Regions from separate parts of the Homo sapiens genome. Here regions 2 and 3 are each linked to region 1. Evidence: chromatin contacts called from ENCODE Hi-C or POLR2A ChIA-PET data. All regions are on one chromosome and are shown on one strand. The core of a region is the stretch at or near the end of the contact, and the rest is flanking DNA. Distances in the headings are between cores, read along the strand shown.

What was found. Hi-C counts contacts between places; a loop is a spot of excess contacts on that map. ChIA-PET counts read pairs that join two places held with the same protein, here RNA polymerase II (POLR2A). Pooled maps may share reads with other maps.
Region 2: a pooled map shows a loop between it and region 1 (2.6-fold over the local background). The contact joins two enhancer-like sites. A Hi-C loop is called at or near these places in 1 of 168 maps with a recorded cell type or tissue (naive thymus-derived CD4-positive, alpha-beta T cell) and 8 of 50 pooled maps. POLR2A ChIA-PET finds 5 or more read pairs at or near these places in 1 of 52 experiments (activated CD4-positive, alpha-beta T cell).
Region 3: a map of naive thymus-derived CD4-positive, alpha-beta T cell shows a loop between it and region 1 (7-fold over the local background). The contact joins two enhancer-like sites. A Hi-C loop is called at or near these places in 1 of 168 maps with a recorded cell type or tissue (naive thymus-derived CD4-positive, alpha-beta T cell) and 9 of 50 pooled maps. POLR2A ChIA-PET finds 5 or more read pairs at or near these places in 1 of 52 experiments (activated CD4-positive, alpha-beta T cell).

Annotation. Positions count from the first base shown.
Region 1 is chr3:188,320,819-188,325,132 of GRCh38, reverse strand. The region is part of intron 2 of LPP (LIM domain containing preferred translocation partner in lipoma); the gene reads right to left. Among named protein-coding and RNA genes, the nearest start is that of FLJ42393, 140 kb to the right of the region's middle. Within about 2 kb of position 1,897, at least 4 of the 41 ENCODE cell types and tissues checked have a DNase peak (open chromatin) inside an H3K27ac peak, as active enhancers do.
Region 2 is chr3:187,806,564-187,811,072 of GRCh38, reverse strand. No RefSeq gene overlaps it. Among named protein-coding and RNA genes, the nearest start is that of BCL6, 63 kb to the right of the region's middle. Within about 2 kb of position 2,165, at least 10 of the 41 ENCODE cell types and tissues checked have a DNase peak (open chromatin) inside an H3K27ac peak, as active enhancers do.
Region 3 is chr3:189,129,151-189,134,026 of GRCh38, reverse strand. It overlaps a transcript of TPRG1 not described here. Among named protein-coding and RNA genes, the nearest start is that of TPRG1, 40 kb to the left of the region's middle. RefSeq lists enhancers at 1,518-1,587, 1,025-2,224, 4,813-4,876. Within about 2 kb of position 1,511, at least 23 of the 41 ENCODE cell types and tissues checked have a DNase peak (open chromatin) inside an H3K27ac peak, as active enhancers do.

The sequences.
Region 1 (4,314 bases), core at 648-3,147:
GGCTGGTGCCTGTAATCCCAGCTACTCGGGAGGCTGAGGCAGGAGAATTGCTTGAACCCAGAAGGTGGAGGCTGCAGTGAGCCGAGATCGCACCATCGCACTCCAGCCTGGGAGACAAGAGCGAGACTCCATCTCAAAAAAAATAAAGAAAGAAAAAAAAAGGAGAGAACATAGAGTCATCTCACAGGGCTTTGCAGGCCATGAAAGGGCCTTTCAAACATTTCTACAGATGCTCCTTGATTTCTATGGGGTTGGTTACACCCAGATAAACTCAGTGTGAAGTGGACAAATTGTAAGTCAAACCATCATAAGTCAGGGACCTTCTGCAGATACTACAGCAGCCACCGTATGGCTTAAGGGGAGGGGTGTGATATGATCTGACCAACAATTTTAGATCTCTCCAGATGGTGTGGAAAAAGGCCACAAGGGGAAACCATAAAAGTAGAAGACAATTTCAGAGACTATTGCCATAGTCATGGCAATGGATGGTAACTTGAATTTAGGTAGATTCAAAAGAAGTAATGATAGCAATCAGAGTCAGAAAACATTCTGGAGGCAGAACAAACACGCACTGGCCAAGCATGTACTCTGAGCAGGAGAAGTAGTTAAATGAGTTATATGGAGGTCCTACAACACGGGGGTGAACATGCCTCATGCTTCAGGAGGTCTTGGTAGATCTTGAGATGACGCATTTCGGGTGATGCTGCTGCTCTGTGAATGACACTTTGAGAACCAAGGCTCTAGGAGAGCCAGGAGACAGGAACAACAGTGGAGCAGGAGGTGATGAACGTTGGACTTATGGTAATAATAGATGGAATATAGTAAAGAAGAAACATTCAAGAGATGTGGCAAAAAGAAATTACCAAAGACTTGAGGGCAAATAATCTAGGAATGGAAATAAAAAAGAAGATGGTGCTGGTGGAATTGCCTCTAAGCTTTCTTAAATGACATTGTTCATTATATAGATAGAAAAACATGGTTTCTATCTATCTAGTGCAAATCAGTTTTCCAAGTCACATTTCATGTTGCCACAACCTATCCCTATAAAATAAGGCTAGGGAAATTATTGTAGTTATAGATAATAACGACAACAACAACAATACCAATCATTTATTGAAAGCTTATTCTGTGTCAACCACATTGCAACATGTACTATCTCCAAATCTGGCAATAACTCTATTCCTATGTAAGAAAATGACAAACTAATGCTCAGAGACGTTATATAGCTCACCCAGAATCATTCCTGCTTCAGCTGGATTCAATCCCAGGAGAAAACCCTAAAATCTATGACCTCCACTTCCATTCTGCCTAACAAGCTGAATCCATAGGAGAATAAGATGCCCACTTGGGGCATTCACCCTCAAAGTCAGAGTTCCCTTTTAATCTGACTAAATTTCAAGATCACAACTGGCAAATCTTGATTCATAGACTCTAGCAGCATAGCAATAAGGACCCAAGGTCAGGTGCCACGTGCATAGAACAACCATGACTTATTTTATTTCCACATAAGGAGAATGCAACTTGAGTGTTTCATGAGCTATTCACTGCTCATGCTCAGACTCATGTCTCTGCACTCAAACTCTAGTGCTTTTCCATGGCCTCTGTTTACCCTCGACTTTATTCTGCTACTGCTTTGCAAAGTTTTCTTCCCAGAAAATAAGTGGCTGTCTACACAGTAATGTGTTTGGAGTGAAGATGTGAGAAAGAGGCCCTCATCTGTGAAGATGCATGGTGAACGGTAGTAGATATTGACAAGTAAGAAAGGTTAGTTTAGATATTTCCCCAGCCCAGGAAGTGGGTACAAAATGAGCCACAAGACCTTCCTTCTAGTTACCCACACTGTGCTTTCCCAAGGTGATTCACAGGTACAGCTCCACTGATCTGACAAAGGGGACTGTCTTCAGAAAGATGAAAGGATGTTTTTATGTCTGCTCTCTCTCTTTTCTTTATTTGTTCCTTCTCTAGTAACAACAATTAATTGTGCTGTGCGGGCAGTACAGAGATGAGTCTACCGGGAAGCCAGCACAAATCCATCAAGCGCTTTTAGTCCAAGCTTTTTAGAAGCAATTGCTTACCACATTTTCACCGCTCTTTTTCTCACAGCTAGAATTAGAGTGGATTTTACCACACAATCACTCTAATGCCCTTTTCCCCCACCTCTAAAGTGAAGATGGAAGATGACTATTGGTCCATCACCAGCAAAACCATAAGACATACATGAGAAAACCAATTCATTTAGTGTTTTATAAAGACTAAGTATTGGGTCCTGAGATAGGTATCCCACATACATTAACATATCACAACTTTGTGAGGCAGACATTGTCTATGTCAAACAGGTGAAGAAATTAATGCTCAGAGATGAGAAGTTACTTGCATAGAGTCATACAACTAGAAAATAGCAGAGCCAGGAAGTAAACACAGGTCTGACTCCAAGGCCAATACTTTTCCCATCACTACAGCTGTCCGGCACTCTTCCAAGAGCACTCACAACTTTTCATTCTCTTCTACCAGAGAATCAACATTGCAAATATTACTTAAAACTCAGGCCGTATATAACCAAAAGGCCTTTTTAAAGAGGTCTTTTCTAGGAAGAGTGAACGACTAAGCCATCATAGATTCTATAAGAGTTACCTCTGACCAACCAAACATGTTCCTGAGGGACCAGTTAGGGTCTCTTCCATGCCTAACTAGGAATCATGGAGACTCTTGAATTTCCCAGCTCAGGGCTCTGAGAAAATGACATCACATAAAGCCTGCTCCCTCACCCAACACCAGGGCATGCAGTGAAGAAGGACGAATCAGGGAAAGGGACACAGTGGAAGCCTGAGGGCCTATAAGTCATATGTTCACAGAGGCTCTGGTTCACAATGAAGCATAATAAAATAAAACCACCCAGTGAAAAGTATCTACAGTCCAAGCTTAAACTTGCCTTTTCATTGTTATCCTCACAACCTCCATAGATTAAATGTTGGAAAGGATCAAGCCACAGAAAAAATAAGATTATCCAGTCCTTAGGCCCTTAGACATAATATCTGAGCAAAGATGGGGATTCGTATATGTAAGCAGCATCCTTTTCTGTCCCCCTTTACCTAGAGAGTGATGAGGTGAAGCATCTTGAAAAGATTCCTTATCATAAGCTGAGATGACAGGGACACCTGATGAGAATGGTAATTAAATCAATAAGTAAATAAACACTTGGATCAATGTTCTTCATTTTTGCTGGCTATCTTAAGAAAATGGGATGCCTTATAAAGGTATTTCACTCTTCCAACCATAAATACAAGGTAGCTTCACAAAGTTTTCTCTATTTAAAGTTATTTTGGTTTTCAACAAATGCCAGTTAACCATCTTCTACGTGTTAGTGTGTGGTTTTGGGGGAAAAAGGATGGTAGAAAGAGAAAAAGACCCAATCCCTATTTTCAAAGAGCTCAAAGGCTGGTACCTAAGGCCAAGCACAAAATGTTGTGATTTTTTTTTTAAGTCAGCAAGTTATGTTCTCAATTATGAAAATACCAAATGTCAGATTTTTCTCCAGTCCAAGCAATAATATAAAATGAGCCAATTCTTCTGAATTAGACTTTTTAAAATGAAAATTATGGCTGTTGAAGCTTCTCCTTTTAATGACAATATTATTAGAACTCAGGGGAGAACACAAGGTCAATTGACTCTGATCCATGTTCTTCCCAGGCTCTAAGCCAGCACCATCCAATAGAATTATCATAGGAGCCACATACACCATTTAAAATTTTCTAGTAGCCACATTTCAAAAGGCTCATTGAAAAAAATTATTTTACAAATATATCCAAAATATTATTTTTCAACATGTGGCACTAGCCACCTTTCAAGTGCTCAACAGCCACATGTGGTTAGTGGCTGCCATATTATACAGCACATCTCCCACCTCGCCTCAACCTTCAACTCCCAGGATGAGAACAGAGCAAAACATTTGTTGGAAACAAGGAGCCAAGTTCTGTAATATTGATTGAGATACAAGTACTCCCACAGGCAGACCCAGTTCTCCCAATACTGCAAAGTGTTTCTCTCAACCTTCTATCTCAAGACCAAGAGACTGCAGGACACTGTGATGGCAAACGCCAGAGGGAGAAATGGCTCCATCTTATATGTGAGGATGAGGAAAATCAAACAGGACCAAGGATTACTACCGAAAATATGACAGCTTACTCACACTGGCCACTGGGATACCTTTTCTACTGATTCATCACACACAGGACTTGAGATTTTACCCTCAAACTTTTTGTGGCTTGAAACAATCTCTTTTTTCTAGATCAAGTCACCAATACTTCCTCTTCCCAA
Region 2 (4,509 bases), core at 916-3,415, 510 kb after region 1:
ATTTAAATGCTAGCCTTCCACTTTTTGGCTCTCCTGGGTTTTCAGAGCAGAGTCTCTGAAGGAAGCATCCTTGACCAAGTTTCGTTTCACAGCCCAGAGATCTCCATTCCTGTTCCCTCAGGGGCTTGGGCACAGGAATTGGGTTGAATCCATTTGCAACTGAAATCTGTTCACTGTAATAAGTATTTGTGTTCCAATAATTTTCTAACAGCTTGTAATAAATAAAGCCAAAGGCATTCCTCAAGGAACTGCAATTAAAGATGCATCCATGGTAGGGGGTGGAGGTAGCAGGGGATCTGGAGGAGGGAGACGAGGCTTTCTCTTGAAATCCTGCTAAGGACAAGCAGCCACAGCTCTGGTACCATAAAACTGCTGAACTGACAACGCTTTAATGGCATCACCTCTCACTAGTCTCAGTTTAATATGTTCCCTGAAGGAATCCTTCGTCTGTGGAGACAGGCATAAGCTGACACATTCATAGAGAGTCTTCTTGAAAATGAGCCTAATGAGTTTACTGTCACTTCAGACGGGTTGGAAAGTAATCTGTGGATGAAAGAGTTAAATTTCACCAGCTTGAGCTGTGCAGTGGGCAAGCCCCAGCTGAACATTTGAGGAGTGAACACGCAGAGATAGGCAAAGTTCTTCAGGTTCAAAGGCTTGTTTGGGAAAAGAATCCAAAAAGTTCAGATGCTTTTGCTGAAGCTTATCTGATTTATTCAAGCTGGGGATGGGAGAATGCAGAGGCATTTGTGGAGCTAACCAAACATAAGATGTGTTCTTGCTTTGCACTTTCTGCCTTAGCTTTTCGGCTTATGTGTGTTTTGAGGGGAAATCTAATCCACATGTTTCAGATCCTTGGTATTGGAATGCATGAAGGTGCTGGCTGGTCGTAGGGCAGCTCAAATGACTAGGTGATAAGTAAGCAGTATGGAGATCATCTGGGCAGAAATACACCAAAGAACGGAGAAGATCAGTCATTTCCCCAAGTACTGCTATTCCCTGGGGCCTTGTCATCACCTGGTAGGAGGAGGGACCATGCTGGAGTGTGCATGGGAGGTTTTCACAGCCAGGCCTGGAAGTGGCACAATCACTATTCATTGAGGCAGAGAACAAGGCTGAAAAATGCGGGGGTTCAGGAAAAAGAAGCAAAGTGACAGGACACCATATAGTCTGTGATCCCGTGCACAGCTTAGGGGACATGCATAAAAACCTGAATTTAGAATTAGAACACACAAGCTTGAATACTTGAGCAACCATAGCCTCAGTTTCCTCACCTGTGAAATGGATATTTTGATCAAGAATCCCTGCTTCATGCGGTTGAGAAGACTAAATGAAATAATGGTGATGAAAGTTTTTGGTTCTGTGCTTGGTGCAAAAAAAAATGCACTGAATAAATATTTATTTTTTATTGTTTAATTTAAGTTAGATTTAATGCAAATCCTGGTTCCTTTGTGTGTTCCCCAAACTGGTTTACCCTGTCTCCAACCCAAAAATTCTCATTGTCACTCTGAGAGCAGCAAGAAGTACATTCTCTCTGGAAAACAATATAAATTGGCTCACATATTTTTTTCCACGCTAAACAGCATGATTTCAAAATGCTGGAAAAAGCCAGAGCCAAAGTAAATTCCCCCAACCTTTCTCTCTCTCTCTCTCTCTCTCTCTCACACACACACACACACACACGTGAACTTTTAAACCTTGCAAATCAGACAAGTGAAAAAAAAAAAGAAAGAAAGAAAGAAAGAAAGAAAAAGCCCAGCCTTCCATTGCTTCACATCGTATATATATCGAGTTCACTTCACAAACACAAGGTGCACTGTCAGAAGTGCCTTCGGCAAAGTTTGTACTTTGCTTGAATTCTAACTTTTGTTTACCAAGGTAATAAACCAGTCCTCTGCTGCACCAGGTGTAAAGCTATTATGAAAAGGCATATTTGTATTTCACCCCACCTCAGATGTACGGTATGTGGGACATCCTGCACTGTAAGAGCAGCCTGGATTTATTTACAGAGAGAGGCGCTCAAGCACAGAGAGGAGTGTCTCCAGGCTGGTAAAGGCTGAACCCCTGTGAAGAACTGGTCATCTAATCTTCCTCTTTTCTTTCGGCCACCTGCCCCTTCAGGCAACAGCGCCTTCCCTCTTTGCAGCGACAAATCATCCAGCCTGCCAGCAACCCTCCAGGGGCCTTTGCAGTCTCTGTGTAGGCAAGTTACGTCTTCCTGAGTTTTTTGTCCTACATTTTCAACCAATCTATTATTGACAAGCCTTGTACAGCCAGATTACAGTAGGCAAATGCAGCAGCTGAGGAAACGTCTCCTACCCTGTGCCTGAAAATCTCCACAAGCTTTTCTTCCCCTTCCTTCACAGGACCTGGTCATACCCTGATGGGCTATCTGAGGCCTGGGATGGGTGGGAGGAAACTTTCACCCAAATCTCTGAGCTAAATGGCCCGGAACTCACTCTAAATCATCTACTGAAATCCTGGCACAGAAAGGAGGAAAGAATGTATGGAAAAGGGCAGACTTAGAATGCCAGGGCCATTAGCCCGGGCAAGTAGAAGAGCTGCAAAGGGGGTCCCTGCGCTGTTGTTGATTCCAGGAGAGTCTGGCAGACCACCCAGAAACTTGCATAAGGCACACAGCAGCAGCAGTGGCATCCCAGCTCAACACGTCGGCTGCATGACACAGGCAATTTTCTCAGTCCTCGGCTGGAGCCTGGAGCCTCCCATTTGTCTTCTGGGAGGTAATTCCAATTTCTTCAGAACTTTGAGTTCTCATATTTCCTAAGCCCCTAGTAGGTGCAGAAGATTCAGCCAGGGCACTAGCCCATCTTAGGCACTCAATAAGTATTCTTAAACAATGAATTGGGCCGGGCGCAGTGGCTCACACCTGTAATCCCAGCACTTTGGGAGGCCGAGGTGGGTGGATCACTTGAAGTTAGGAGTTTGAGACCAGCCTGGACAACATGGTGAAATCCCATCTCTACTAAAAATACAAAAATTAGCTGGGCATGGTGGTGGGCACCTGTAATCCCAGCTACTCAGGAGGCTGAGGCAGGAGAATGGCTGGAACCCAGGAGGGGGAGGTTGACGTGAGCTGAGATCACACCACCACACTCCAGCCTGGGTGACAGAGTGATAATCCCTCTCAAAAAAAACAAAACAATGAATGAATTCTAGCTTTATCACTTTAAAAAGTAAAATCTTGAGCAAAGATCCCTTTGTGAACTCATATTTATTATGTCTAAAATGGGAATTATAAAAGTTATTACATTTCAGAATTGTTGTTACAAATAAGAAGCAGGTGAAGAGCCCTTGGTAAGCTTGCAAGAACTGCACCAACATTGGTGGTCACAGGCATGTCTAACACCTCCTCATGCTCGTGCATCTTGACCATGCTTTGCCAGTCATTGTCTCCCTTACATTGCCTGGAAACTCAATGCAACACACATCCATTGAATGACTACTGAGGTTTAGGTACAGTGGAAAGCACAGAGTGTATAGAGATTGATAAAACATCCTTGTCCTCAGGGAGCTTAGTAAATGAAGAACGAGTGTTGGGAAAAGACATTTCATCACTGAACACATCATTATTAAGTGTGTAATAGTCAGTCATTCAATCACTGTTCATTGAGGGCTAATTATGGACCAGGTACTGCTCTTGGCATTGGGCATTGTTTTAGTTAGGGTAGCCTCATGTAATGAGTCAACACAGAACTTATTTCTTGCTCACATAACAGTCTTGGAGGAGAATGTAGGTTGCTGGGGCAACTCTCCTTCACTTAGTCATTCAAGAGGCCAGGTTTCTTTCATCTCGTCCCTCTACTACTCCCTGAGGCCTTGTCATCATCTGGTAGGAGGGGGGACCATGCTGGAGTGTGCATGGGAGGTTTTCACAGCCAGGCCTGGAAGTGGCACATATATTTCTACACATGTTCCATTAGCTGGAACTCAGTCACACCTAACTACAAAGGAATCTGAAATGAGCCCTGCTCTATTTTCAAGAAAAAGAAAGATTTTGGTGAACATCTAACTGACTGATACAAGGATATAGCAAATATTAAGATCATGCTCCTATCCTCAAGGGGCTTACAGGTTTGGGAAGGTTATGCTACATAAATAAACACATAACCAAAATCATCTCAGGTATCATGAGGAAAATAAAATAAGGAAATGTGACTGTCATTTAAGCTGAAGGGGGCCTTTCTTAGATGGAGTAAGTGGTCGCCTAACTAAATAACAGTCGAGCTGACATCCAAATGGTGAACAGTTATCAGTTAAGAGAAAGACAAGAGGAGAGGAGTCCAGCAGAAGCTACAAGTGCAGGGCCCTGAGATGGGACGTGCCTGGGATATTGAGAGCAAAGCAAAGGCCAGTGTGGTGTGTGAATGAGGGCAGGACACACAGAATGAGAGTGGGAAGCTAGGGAAGGGCCACATGATGAAGGGCCTTAGAAATCATGGTAAAAACTTGGATTTTAAACAATAAGTTATATTTCAAGATTCATGGAGA
Region 3 (4,876 bases), core at 262-2,761, 810 kb before region 1:
GCAGCAATAAAGCCTGCAGTATGAGTAGTCCAGATAACACTATTTGCCTCCACACTTCTATGAAGTGAGCAACTTTCTTTTGTTGTGTCAACTTGAGTTGGCCACAGTCTTCAGAGTCTCACACACCTCCACTCAATGACTTTAACATACACTAATCCATTCTGTGATGGTGAATACTTTTATTTATATTAATATCCTCATAGACTAGGTTAGAAATTCAGATGCATTAACACAACCCTCTCCTGTAGATCTTCTCTTGTCTAGCTCGAGATGGAATGCTGTAAGTGAGGAGCCATGTGTTAGTTTGTTCTCACACTGCTATAAAGATACTGCCTGAGACTGGGTAATTTGTAAAGGAAAAAGGCTTAATTGACTCACAGTTCCACAAGGCTGAAGAGGCCTCAGGGAACTCACAATCATGGCAGAGGAGAAAGCAAGGACCTTCTGCACATGGTGGCAGGAGAGAGAAGTGTAGGCAGGGCTTATAAAACCAACAGGTCTTGTGAGAACTATCACAAGACCAGCATGGGGGAAACCACCCTCATAATCCAGTCACTTCCCTCCCTCAATACGAGGGGATTACAATTCAAGATGGCATTTGAGTAGGGACACACAGCCAAACCATATCAGGCCAAAATTAATTTCTTTCCTGAACTGTGGCAAGAGGCTTCTAACTGATCTTGATCTTGCTCCTTTGCCTTTTCCTCTCTGGAGTTGGCACTATTATCTTCCCATAACGTTACTACTTCTTCTCTCCCTGTCTCCCTAGCACACAGCATAAGACTTCAAATCTTCATCCTGGCATTCAAACTCTTTCCAGATCTGATCCCAGTCTCTTTCCAGTTTTATTTCTTCTACTTCCTTATTTGTATGTTACATTTCAACCTAAATTAGACTCATTGCTAAATCCTGAATACACACAGGCCTTTCTTTACACTAGTCTCTCCTCTGGTAGACCATTCATCAAGACCCACCTCTGTTTTCCTTGCACCATCATGGTATCATGTTTTTCCTGTTTTCAGTACATATTTCCGTTCATAGTGTCATGGTATGTGTACTGGCCCCGCTTCCTCATTAGAAGGTCCTCATGTTGATTATATCTCCATCCCCCACAGAACTTAGCTCAGTGCCTGGAAACAAGTCTCTTCCAGAAAAAACTAACTTACATTATTTGAGGAAAAATAGACATACTACACTGGAACTGAAGACCATCATACTAAAACTTTTTAAAATAAACAGCTTTGGCTAAAGATGAAAGTATTTCCATGCAGCTTCAAATCAGATTTGAGTAGCTGATTCTCCAGACAAACGCTAGGAAAATTGTTTTACCTGTTTTCCCGCCTGACAGTTCAGTGGCCTAAGTTGCTTTGAAGTCTATAAAATGGCCAGTATCTCCAATCTGAGCAATGTTTCCTTTCCAGACAGGAAGACTGCTGCTAAGTACAGAAGCCACGCTTGTTTTTGCGGTCGGGCTGCAATGGTGACTCATCCAGTAAAGCCAGAGACTGTCTGTTTTGATCTTTCACTGTTCAGAGACTCTTTACAGTTGTAATTTGCTTTCTTTCTCTCTCTCCCTCATCACCTCTGGTGACTTATCAGAAGGGTCGCACACATTTGACAAACGGAACCTGTATAAGGAGAGAGAGAAAGCACGCGATCAAACACGCTTTCAGCTAACGCCCAGGAATAGATGCTTGTGTTTACAGCTCTGATGATAGGGTTCCAGTAATGACTTGGCCTTTTTCTCCTTGATTGAATATTCCCTTGGGCCTGCCAGTCCAGGCTCCTGTTATTTAATGAGGACATTGGAGCACAACATCAAGATGTCTGCAAAAATGACCTTTCTTTTGGGCTCACTCCAAATGCAAAGAAAAGAAGAGACCAAGTTAGACAGGGTGGTTCTGGAATACAGCTTTGGAATTTGTCCTTTTCCCAGAAGTTCAGAATCAGGGAGTCGTGCACTATCAGAGCCAGAGAGAACCATGGAGATGATCTAGTTAAAAGTTTCATTTTTCACATGGAGAAACTGAGGACTAGAGAAGAAAAGCAAGTTGCCATAAATCACATAGCAGTCACAGCAAATCTTAGTTAGTATTCCTTTGAATAGCTTGAGACAGAAATTAACCATTGGCTAAACGTTGGCTTTAAATAAAAAAGAAGCTTTCCTTAGTTTCTCCTGAGTTATACTGTGGCACTATTATGCTCTCCTTTTCCTTCTCAAGGAGATGAGAGACAAGCAGCACAAGCATAATAATATGCCTCTGGCTATAAGTTCAATGTCTCACTCTTAGCTTTGAAAGCCAATATAGGATAAGGATAAAGGTCAGTGCTGAAGGGTCTTAATGAGGACAATCTCAGAGGTCCCAGATCTGCCTCATTCACTGTGTATCTGCATTTTGGCTTCACCTGCAAAATGGGGGATTCGTTTATTGACTGAGCATTCTTAGAAAGTTGAAATGAGAAAATATGATCAGAAAGTGCTCAGTAATATAAAGTCCTACTGCATTTGTGAGAAGAATTATTATTATGTTATCAACTGCTATCTACATGGTCTTGTTTCCTTCAAGATGGAGATTTTATATTCTCAAATTATTGTAATTTTGCCTTTTAGTGAGCTTTTTTCTAGACAACTATATATATATAAACACACATATAGATACACGTATATACACGTATACATATACACACATGAATATTTATATATAATTCCAACATTAGAATGTATCATATTTACATAATATCTTAAATGATATTGCCTTTTTGTAATGTATAGAAGTAACTCATTAGGGATTTCTTTAGCACCAATTTAAACACTGAAGCCCAAGTTGGAATCTCCCTGAGCCCTCCCATCAGTGAAATTACTACATAATCGCTGCTCCGATTTAAAACATTTTTTAGAGTAAAAGGTAAGATTATTACTAATTATGCTGCCAAAAAGGATAAATCTGAACTGTTCTGGGCAAAGTGGGACATACGATCACGTTACTTAGAGTTGTGCAGAATTTTAGGTATTTTACCGGCCAGAGGTAACATGGCATGAGGTAAAAAGTACACATCTCATAATCAGAAGTTTTGGATCCTAGCTCAAGATCCACCATTGTTAGCAAAAATCACATATGGCCCTGAACCTCACTTTCCTCTTCTCTAAAACGCAGGTCATTCCCTGCATCTCAAACTCAGGTTATGACCTGCATTTGAGGAAGAATGTAAATGAAAGCCTGTTATAGCTGGAATATATAGCTCTACTGTTGGATTTTTTAAATAGTACTTTCAAATGGATTTTTTTAACAGACATTGGTACTCTTCACATCACATTATGAGTGTGTCCTAAGCAGTTCATATTCTGCCAGAATATATAAATGGTTGCTTGATAGTAGAGCCCTCACACTCACAGAAGGGAATCTACATTTGCCTCTAGTTTCATCCTATTACAGTCCATGTCAAGGGACTATTGGTGTTCTCTTTCATGCTGTTGTTCAGTTTTATTAACTACTGGTTAAAATAATCTGCTACGTTTTGACCATGCCAGGCCATTTTCCTCTGATAACATTTGAGTTACTGAGATTATACCTGTAAGGTCCATTTTAGGCCAGTTAAGAAAGCACTGAGAATAGAAGTTTAATTTTTTCAGGTACTACATGTAAGTTAATTCACCATTTCCTTAATGAGGAGCAATGTTTGAATTCTCTGAAGCCTCATAATCTCTCCCAGGCAGAAAGGAATCATGGATCCTAAAGACAGTCAAAATAGTTATTGTCTAGTTGAGTTCTTCTTTCTATAAATTATGAGAAAGATCTCATGGTGCTTATAACCCAACATACTCGGTACTATGCATGTGCCTAGAACCCATGGCACATGATGTATGTGCCAAGATCTGTACATACATCATGATCATCTGGTTGAGGATATTCTATATTACTCAGAGCTGAGCTTGCCATGAGTGCTTGATAACTGCATTACAATTCACTTATCATTGCCATAGTCATCAACATAATCATTTATCAGTTCAACATTCAGCTGAGAAGTTTTATTATCCCTCTTATGAAGAGTACCTTAAGTATTATCTTTGATTTATCAGCCTCCATGAGATTTTTTGTGCATTTCTCTTTCCTTCACAATGCCTAACACAAGGCCCTGTATAGAAGTAAATGTTTGATCAATGTTAGTAAAATAAGTAAAATTATTTTCATACTCCTTCCACTGTGCACATGAAACAATCATAACTTTACCATAGCTCAAAATCCTATACTTTTTTCTTCATCTGTGCTTTAGTGAAAAAAGCAATAGTCTTGGACTTAAAATAACTGAGCTTAAATAAGGAGTGAAGCGACAACTCTTTCCAACAGAGAGTTTCAGTTAATAAATATAGAGAAAATGAGGAAAATAGAAAATGACCATTACAACATCATAATAACAATGGCAACAAGCAAGATCCACCACAAGAGGCTAAAATTAGTTAATGAGGGAAAGTTTAAGTATAAACAGCATATTTTTATAGTCTCAAGTGTCACTTCTCAAAATATTTAGTAATAACAAAGGGGGAAACAGCAAATTTACAGTGGAAAAATCCAGCAGATGCCATCTTAACCAAGTGATCAGGGTTAATGTCACCAATAATATATATCAACATAATATACCTGGTATCACAGCCTGAGAAGGACGCATCCCTGCTGTGGTATCTTTTGCAATACCTTCAGTATAGTCCCAAGAAAAGATCAGAAAAACCAAAATTGAAGGACATTCTACAAAATAACTCATCAGTACTCTTCAAAAGTGTCACAATCATGAAAGAAAAGGAAAAACTGTGAGAAACTGTCACAGATGGCAGGAGACCTGACAACTAAGGCAACGTGGGACTCTGAATTGGAGCCTAGGA